Linked DNA regions of Homo sapiens: region 2 is linked to region 1. The links are chromatin contacts, found by Hi-C or POLR2A ChIA-PET in ENCODE. All regions are on one chromosome and are shown on one strand. Each heading gives the region's core, a stretch centred on a gene start or an enhancer-like site at or near the end of the contact. The rest is flanking DNA. Distances are from core to core; before and after follow the strand shown.

What was found. Hi-C counts contacts between places; a loop is a spot of excess contacts on that map. ChIA-PET counts read pairs that join two places held with the same protein, here RNA polymerase II (POLR2A). Pooled maps may share reads with other maps.
Region 2: a map with no recorded cell type shows a loop between it and region 1 (2.6-fold over the local background). The contact joins two enhancer-like sites. A Hi-C loop is called at or near these places in 1 of 37 single-sample maps with no recorded cell type and 3 of 50 pooled maps. POLR2A ChIA-PET finds 5 or more read pairs at or near these places in 12 of 52 experiments (AG04449, H1, K562 and 7 more).

What each region holds. Positions count from the first base shown.
Region 1 is chrX:136,848,885-136,852,771 of GRCh38, reverse strand. It overlaps the pseudogene RAB28P5. Among named protein-coding and RNA genes, the nearest start is that of SNORD61, 28 kb to the left of the region's middle. Within about 2 kb of position 2,136, at least 2 of the 41 ENCODE cell types and tissues checked have a DNase peak (open chromatin) inside an H3K27ac peak, as active enhancers do.
Region 2 is chrX:136,745,494-136,749,380 of GRCh38, reverse strand. ARHGEF6 (Rac/Cdc42 guanine nucleotide exchange factor 6) reads left to right here. Exons shown (of 22, transcript NM_004840.3): 3 at 1,789-1,873. Among named protein-coding and RNA genes, the nearest start is that of ARHGEF6, 33 kb to the left of the region's middle. Within about 2 kb of position 1,665, at least 3 of the 41 ENCODE cell types and tissues checked have a DNase peak (open chromatin) inside an H3K27ac peak, as active enhancers do.

The sequences.
Region 1 (3,887 bases), core at 887-3,386:
TTCCTTATTCTTTGTGGCCAAATGTCTTAAAAGAGTCACTTATGCCTGCTGTCTGCAATTCCTCCTCCCACATTCTGTTTAATTCATTTCAGTCAAGTTTTCACTCTCATCATTCCACCGAAACTGCTCTTGTCAAGGTCACCAGTCACCTGCGCATTGTTAGATTCAATCCAAATTTTCCTCTTCCATATTTGACTCCATTAGTCACTCCTTCCCTGATAGTATCCTAATTTTAGGATACTTCACTTTTTCTTTTACTCCATTGATCACTACTTCAGTCGTTTGCTGATCCTCTTCCCTAACCTTTTTTTTTTTTTTTTTTTTTGAGACGGAGTTTCGCTCTTATTGCCCAGGCTGGAGTGCAATGGCACGATCTCAGCTCACCACAACCTCCGCCTCCCGGGTTCAAGCAATGCTCCCACCTCAGCCTCCCAAGTAGCTGAGATTACAGGTGCACACCACCACGCCCAGCTAATTTTTGTATTTTTAGTAGAGACAGGGTTTCACCATGTTGGTCAGGCTAGTCTTGAACTCCTGATCTCGTGATCTGCCTGCCTTGGCCTCCCAAAGTGCTGGGATTACAGGCATGAGCTGCCATGCCCGGCCTTTTTTTTTTTTTTTGATACAGGGTCTCACTGTGTCACCCAGGCTGGAGTGCAGTGGTATGATCTCTGCTCACTGCAACCTCCGCCTCCTGGGCTTGAGGGATTCTCTTCCCTCAGCCTCCTGAGTAGCTGGGATTACAGGTGCCCACCACCATGGCTGGCCAATTTTTGTATTTTTAGTAGAGATGGGGTTTCATCATGTTGTCCAGGCTGGTTTCGAACTCCTGGCTTCAAATGATCTGCCCAACTCGGCCTCCCAAACTGTTGTGATTATGGGCGTGAGCCACTGTGCCGGGCTGACTTACCAATTTTTAAAAACCCATTCTTTTTGTCTTCTCTTGATAGAATTATAATCTCCATAAGATCAGGGATCTTTGCCTGTTTTGTTTATTCCTGTATCCCCAAAGCCTGAGATGATGCCTAGAACATAGTAGTAGTTCAGCAAGTATGTGTTAATTGAATGAATATGCTTCACTTCTCATTTGCTCTTCTAAAAATACCACTGTCTAACATACTTTAACTATTTGGCATACATCTTCAAGTGTACTGCTTTATGGCTACCCCAAAGAAAGACAACCTAAAGTTTTGTGAATAGTTTTATTCAACTCCAAGTGCAGAATGTCTGCAATCTTATTTTTCCAATACATAAACTGAAAATGTTAAAATGTATCCCTAAACATTCTATATAAAATATTGGGAGAAGAGAAAACAAGAGTATGATACAGTAAAAGGAGAAATTCAGGTAGAGACTATGACTCTTGCTTAGGTAACTGGTCACAAGGCAATAATTGGTAATCATAATATTCTTCCTAAAATATCCATTTTGTGTGTGTGTGTATATATATATATATATATATATATATATATATATATATATATTTTTTTTTACCTCAGTTAATGGTGGTATTTTACTTGGTTTACTAAACCTTCAATCCTGAGGGGTCTAAGCCTGTGTGATGTTGTAATAATCTTCCTTTAGCTTTTAAAAAACATTTTGGCTGGGTGTGATGGCTCACACCCATAATCTCAGCACTTTGGGAGGCCAGTCTCAGCACTTTGGGAGGATAGCTTGAGGCCTAGGCAACATAGTGAGACCCTGTTTCTATGAAAAATAAAATTAGCTGGTCGTGATGGCACTTGCCTATAGTCCTAGCTACTCAGGAGACTGAGGCCGGAGGATTGCTTGAGCCTATTAAGCCTGCAGTAAGCTGTGATCACACCACTGTACTCCAGCCTGGGTGACAGAGCGAGACCCTGTCTCATAAAACAAATAAATAAAACCATTTTTATTCCACCACAAAAATGAGCATGAAAAAGATTTTAAAAATTGAACTGTAACACACAGAAAAGTAAACAAAGCAACTTCCATTTCTGGAAATGATGGGATAATCGATACTGCACCTACTCTCTCCCCATAAACAACTGTAAAACTAACCAACATATAATGAGGCAACTATTTTGAGACATTGCACAATAAGTACTCTAGGAGAACAATCCTTGAGAAACGAAAGCCACACGAGGAGAGCCCCATGTTCACTCAGTTCTCTGACTAGGGGCAGTTTTCGGATTGTAGCACAGGAAGGTGAAGTTCAAACACGGCACATTGTTCTCACTGGACAAAGGAAGCAAAGATCACAGTTTGGGTTTTGAAGAGGAAGGACATAGACAGTGTCCCCCGGATGTTGGTGTGGGTGTTCCCTGTGGGTCTTTTTAAAAGTTTTTATTTTATTTTTGACATGGAGTCTCACTCTGTTGTCCAGGCTGGAGTGCAGTGTTGTGATCTCGGCTCATTGCAACCTCCGCCTCCCAGGTTCAAGTGATTCTCCTGCCTCAGCCTTTCAAGTAGCTGGGACTACAGGCGTCCGCCACCATGCCCAGCTAATTTTTGTATTTTTAGTAGAGATGGGGTTTTGCCATGTTGGCCAGGCTGGTCTTGAATTCCTGACCTCAGGTGATCCACCCACCTCGGCCTCCCAAAGTATCGAGATTACAGGCATGAGCCACCATGCCCGGCCCCTGTGGGTCTTTTCAGAAAATTTAAATTTGTGAGAGAAAAACATCTGAACATCAGGTACAGTCTGATCTACAAAGATTCAACAGTATGTCACTGCCCAGGTGTGGTAGCTCACATCTGTACTACCAGCACTTTGGGAGGCCAAGGCAGAAGGATCACTTGAGGCCAAGAGTTTGAGACCAGCCCTTGAAACATAGTGAGATCCCATCTCTACAAAAAATTTAAAAATTAGCTGGTGTGGAGGTACATGCCTGTAGTTCCAGCTACTTGGGAGGCTGAGGTGGGAGGATTGCCTGAGCCTGGGAGTTCGAGGCTGCAGTGAGTGTGGTTGTGGCTCTGCACTCCAGCCTGGGTGACAGAGGGAGACCCTGTCTCAAAAACAAAAAACCCGAAAAAATAAAAAAACAAAACCCACCACCACAACAGACAGACCCCCAAAACAAAAAAAACCTGTCATAACTCATTCCTGGACTACTCTTATGTAGTTTGCAGGAGAAATTCCAGGTGGAGCATCAGCTGAACATTTATCTAAATTCATAAAGTCATGTAAACTGAGTATTACACAATACATCATGACTACAAACTACAAAATAGGCAATTTAGGCCCCTTTTTATTTATTCATTTATTTATTTATTTTGAGACGGAATTTTGCTCTTGTCACCCAGACTAGAATGCAATGGCACAATCTCAGCTCACTGCAACCTCCACCTCCCGGGTTCAAGCCATTCTCCTGCCTCAGCCTCCTGAATAGCTGGGATTACGGGCGTCTGCCACCATGCCCGGCTAATTTTTTTGTATTTTTAGTAGAGACAGGGTTTCACCATGTTGGCCAGACTGGTCTCGAACTTCTGACCTCAGGTGATCCACCTGCCTCAGCCTCCCAATATGCTGAGATTACAGATGTGAGCCACTGTGCCCGGCCAGGCTCCTTTTTAAAAATGAAAAAAAATTTCTATTACAGGCTTATTTTGAGCATTTTCAGTTAGATGATAGCTTTATTTTTACTCGCAATTGATAGCAACAGAATACCTTCTCAAGTATCTATAGGCAAAATATGTTACTTGTGTGATGTTTGCATCCTGAAGTATACTTCGACATATGTGAGTTCACATGAGATAATGAAACCACTGTGACAAGATCCTGGCTGATGATCAAGACTTGGATACTTTTCATATTTAAAACATTTACAGTAGGGAGCCGGGCGTGGTGGCTCACGCCTGTAGTCCCAGCACTTTGGGAGGCCGAGGCGGGCGGATCACAAGGTCAG
Region 2 (3,887 bases), core at 416-2,915, 100 kb after region 1:
CATTAGGACTGATGGGCTAAAAACAAGTGATTTTTTTTGCTTTGCTACTATTTTGGCATACATGTCATTAACATTTTCCCAGTTGATCAGTTCTAAGGGAGACTCAATAAGTCTGAAATCCCCGGAGATACTAGACACTCTCTCTAGTCTATTGCCTCTTGTTCACCCAGGCTTTGACAAACTAAAACAAAACTCTTGTCAATGTATTTCTGGAAAAGTTTGAATTTTATATTGTAGCATTCAGAAATATATTTGGAATGTGTTGTTGTTTAACTCTTTAGTAATATTAGCATTACTCTTTTACCAGAAATATATTAATGTCTCATTTTTAGATGCATCTGGGCTTTTTGGTCATTTTAACTTTGAATGCAAAATATTCATTGATTAAATGAATAAAGCAGTGAATCCTAGAATAGGCAGACTTGTGTAGGTTTGCATTTGCATGTATCTTTATTGACCCCCCAAAACGTGAAAAATTGATATTATATATTTTCACTCTAAAAACAGATTATAGGTTTTCAAGAACATGTACAAAAAAGATAGAAATTTGTCTTGATATGGTTCCCAGAAAATATGCAGCTTAAAAATGGAACAAATGGCTCTACCTAATGGGAAGACAGACCCTTTAAAATCCTATGCCCATTACCAATCATGTCCCATATGAAAAGGTACATTTTATTTCCATCACCACATTTGGGGAAAAAATGATGCAATCTGTTTTCTTTAAGAGACTTCTAGACATCCTGGAACAAAATGTTTTTAGAAGGGGCATTTCCATCCAGAAGGTGGGCATCTGGTTACCTTCAGATATGCATACTTACATTGTTGGCTGGCAAATTAATAGATTGTACCTGTGCATGAGAACACTTCTAATTTCAAATATACATATTTGAGACTCAATATATTTTAACACACTGACTACATTTCAAAGGTAACAGGTAAATTGTATTGAAAACAACATCTGATTGGTATCTTCACTGGGGACAATAGCATATCAGATTGACAGTTGACTGGTAAAGTGAAATGTATTTCCTTAATGTGTTTTTTGCCAAGAGTTGAGTAGTATTAGACAGGCCAGAGGTCATATTTGGGAAAGTCATCTAAAGCCAGGAAGAGCCCATAGGCCCAGGCAGGCAAATACTTGAATTCATGATGAGCTGAGAGGGGCAAGGTCAAACAGCAGAAACAGAACTGAAGCTGGGAGCAAAAGGCAGACCTGGGCAGAAAGTTTGGGCAACATGGAATTGGGATCCTAGGCAGTTGGGATGCAGCGGGTGGCAGTTGGGAGGAAGGAGAGCAGAGAAAAAGGCACTTTTGACAGTGACTCAACTAGGCACAGCTAATAAACTGTACAGATGCAACCATGTCAAAAAGGCTCCACCTCCTTATTTATGGACTGTCGAGGACATTATGTAGGTGATGGGCATTGATTGTAACCCATGCATATGAGCTTCCTGTAACTGGGCTGAAACTATTGATACATTCAGGCCAGAAGAGTGGGTCTGAGTATGCACTGTTTATTTCCTGGTGGGCGCTGCCTTCTCAGCTTGGCTCTCATTTCCCATTACTGCTTTGCTCTGACTCACTGATGGCCTGCCACATGTCATTAGGCGGCTCAACTGCTGCTCTCATTTCTCCCAAAGGTATATGGAGGTTTGTGTCTTGGCTTCTACACTTTTTTTTTTTTTTTTTTTTTCCGGAGAGCTGGAGGAAGTGGCCTTTTGATAGTTTTGTTTGTTGAGTTGAATACTTGTAGTGTCTTACGGTTTCAATTTTCCTTTCTCATAGATATTTGATCCTGATGACCTTTATTCAGGGGTCAATTTCTCCAAGGTACTGAGTACTCTTTTAGCTGTCAACAAAGCAACAGAAGGTAAGCCGGGCTTGTGATTTATATGTTCTGGGTGACATTTTTGAATCCATGTGTTTGTGATTACCCTAGGAGCCAACTCTGGCCAGGATTGTTCTCGTGATGCAAATTTTCCCCTTGCTCCCCCAAATACACCCCAACAAATGTCAAATGCTTGAATTTTTCATGGCTTAGGATTTAAAATATACCTATCATAGATGTTATTCTAATGCCCTTAATATAATGATAAGAACTAAGAAACTATTCCATTCAAAGCTCTGAATCACCAACTGAGTATAACAAAACAGAGAAGAAAAAGGAAAGACCAGTTCCCTTTTTCATAGAGTTTACAAAATACAGCCGTCACTTCCCTTTCCCCACTAGAGACATATTTTTCTCATTGTTTTATGTATGCCTTTGTCCATGTAAAGGAACCCCTCAGTAGCCTTGCACCAAAAATGAAATCTTGGGGTCATAGGGAGTGAAAATAATATCTTTTATTTAAATGTTTAACACCTACCACACTAGAGGTATTAAATATAAATGCTAGTAAATGTGAAGAAAATGATGATACACTTAGAATGTAGCTTCACTCCTTCCCTGGTATATTTTACCAACAGCTGAATAGTAATAATCATACTTAAAATGCTTTGAGCTCTTGCCCTGGATCTAGGCTGTCATAAGAGCCACAGGTGATCTCATCCAATCCTTGAAACAACACTGGGGGTAGGTATTATTATTATTAGGTCCATATTACAGATAAGGAAAGTCAGGCCAACAGTTGCCCAACTAGAAAGTTAGTCGCTGAGTTGGGATTCAGACCCACATCTGAATGACTACAGAGCCCTTATGCCCAAGCACGAGGCTTGCTGCTCAAACTGTTGTAGAGTCAAGAGGCTGTGTGCCCAGCATCGCCAGGTGCTACAAAAAATGTCAAAGCTATGGTCCCTGCCTTTGAGAAAATTACTGTCTATTTAAGGAGACTCAACTTACCCACGTGAAACAATTAGAGGACAAGAGCAGACAATATAATCAAGTGCCAAATAGGTTAGAGCATCTAGGAAGCTATCGAGTAATTATAGTTTTTGTCAAAAGAGCTGTATATAATAGCAATACAAGTAAAAATACTTCTCCAAAGTTGTTCTTTTGCTATTTGGAAAAAAAAATGCTTTTGAGCTATTGCAAGGCGTATAGCTGAAAGTACAGCTAATTCAAGTAACTATATTTAACACACATGACAACTATCCAGTTCTAGTCAGGGAGGATCGTGTAATTCTAACATTATGCCACACAAATTATACGTTCCTTTGCCAAACTCTCCTAGCAAGTTTTACAGTCTCTTCCCTTGCCACAGATATTTATAAAATACAAGGAGGTGAAAGTTAAAACCCACAGCATCAAGGAAATTACTTGGATACTGAGCTTGTCGCCTAGGGAATGTTTGGGCTTTAGACTTTTGCAGTTTATATCTTTTAAAAATAAATGGAGAGGAAAAGAACCCTTATTGAAATTTGTCAAGAAGCCAGCTCCTCTCTTTTGTATACTCTCAACAAACTGAAAACATCCAGCTCAGCTCTGGCCTGGTCGAATTTCACAAGGTTTCAAGGAAGAGAAGACTCTTGAATCTGATTGTTAAAAAAATTATTCTAGTATCAAGATTACATCTTTCCCAAACACATCTTCTCTTTCACTCTCATTCTCCACCCTGCCCCACACACATCAGGGAGATTTTACATCATATATGCCACACATATTGTTACGTGTGAGTAAGAAATGAGCCACTGAGTTATGGGCCAAAAAACAAAGAGAGAAATTTGAAATATTTCAAAGTAATAAGAGCCACAAACAGCTGTTTGGTACCCAATATAGTTCTGCCTTGGATAACAGGGCATACTGTTGCAACTGGTTCAGGAGGGAAGAGTTGTAGGGAAATGGTTAAGAGAAAATGTGGTTCTGTCGCTGTTTTTCATTCTACTGGAGCACGATGGCCAGTAAGGTTAAGAACAGGAAGTTGGCCACCAAAAAGGGAAGGGGGATT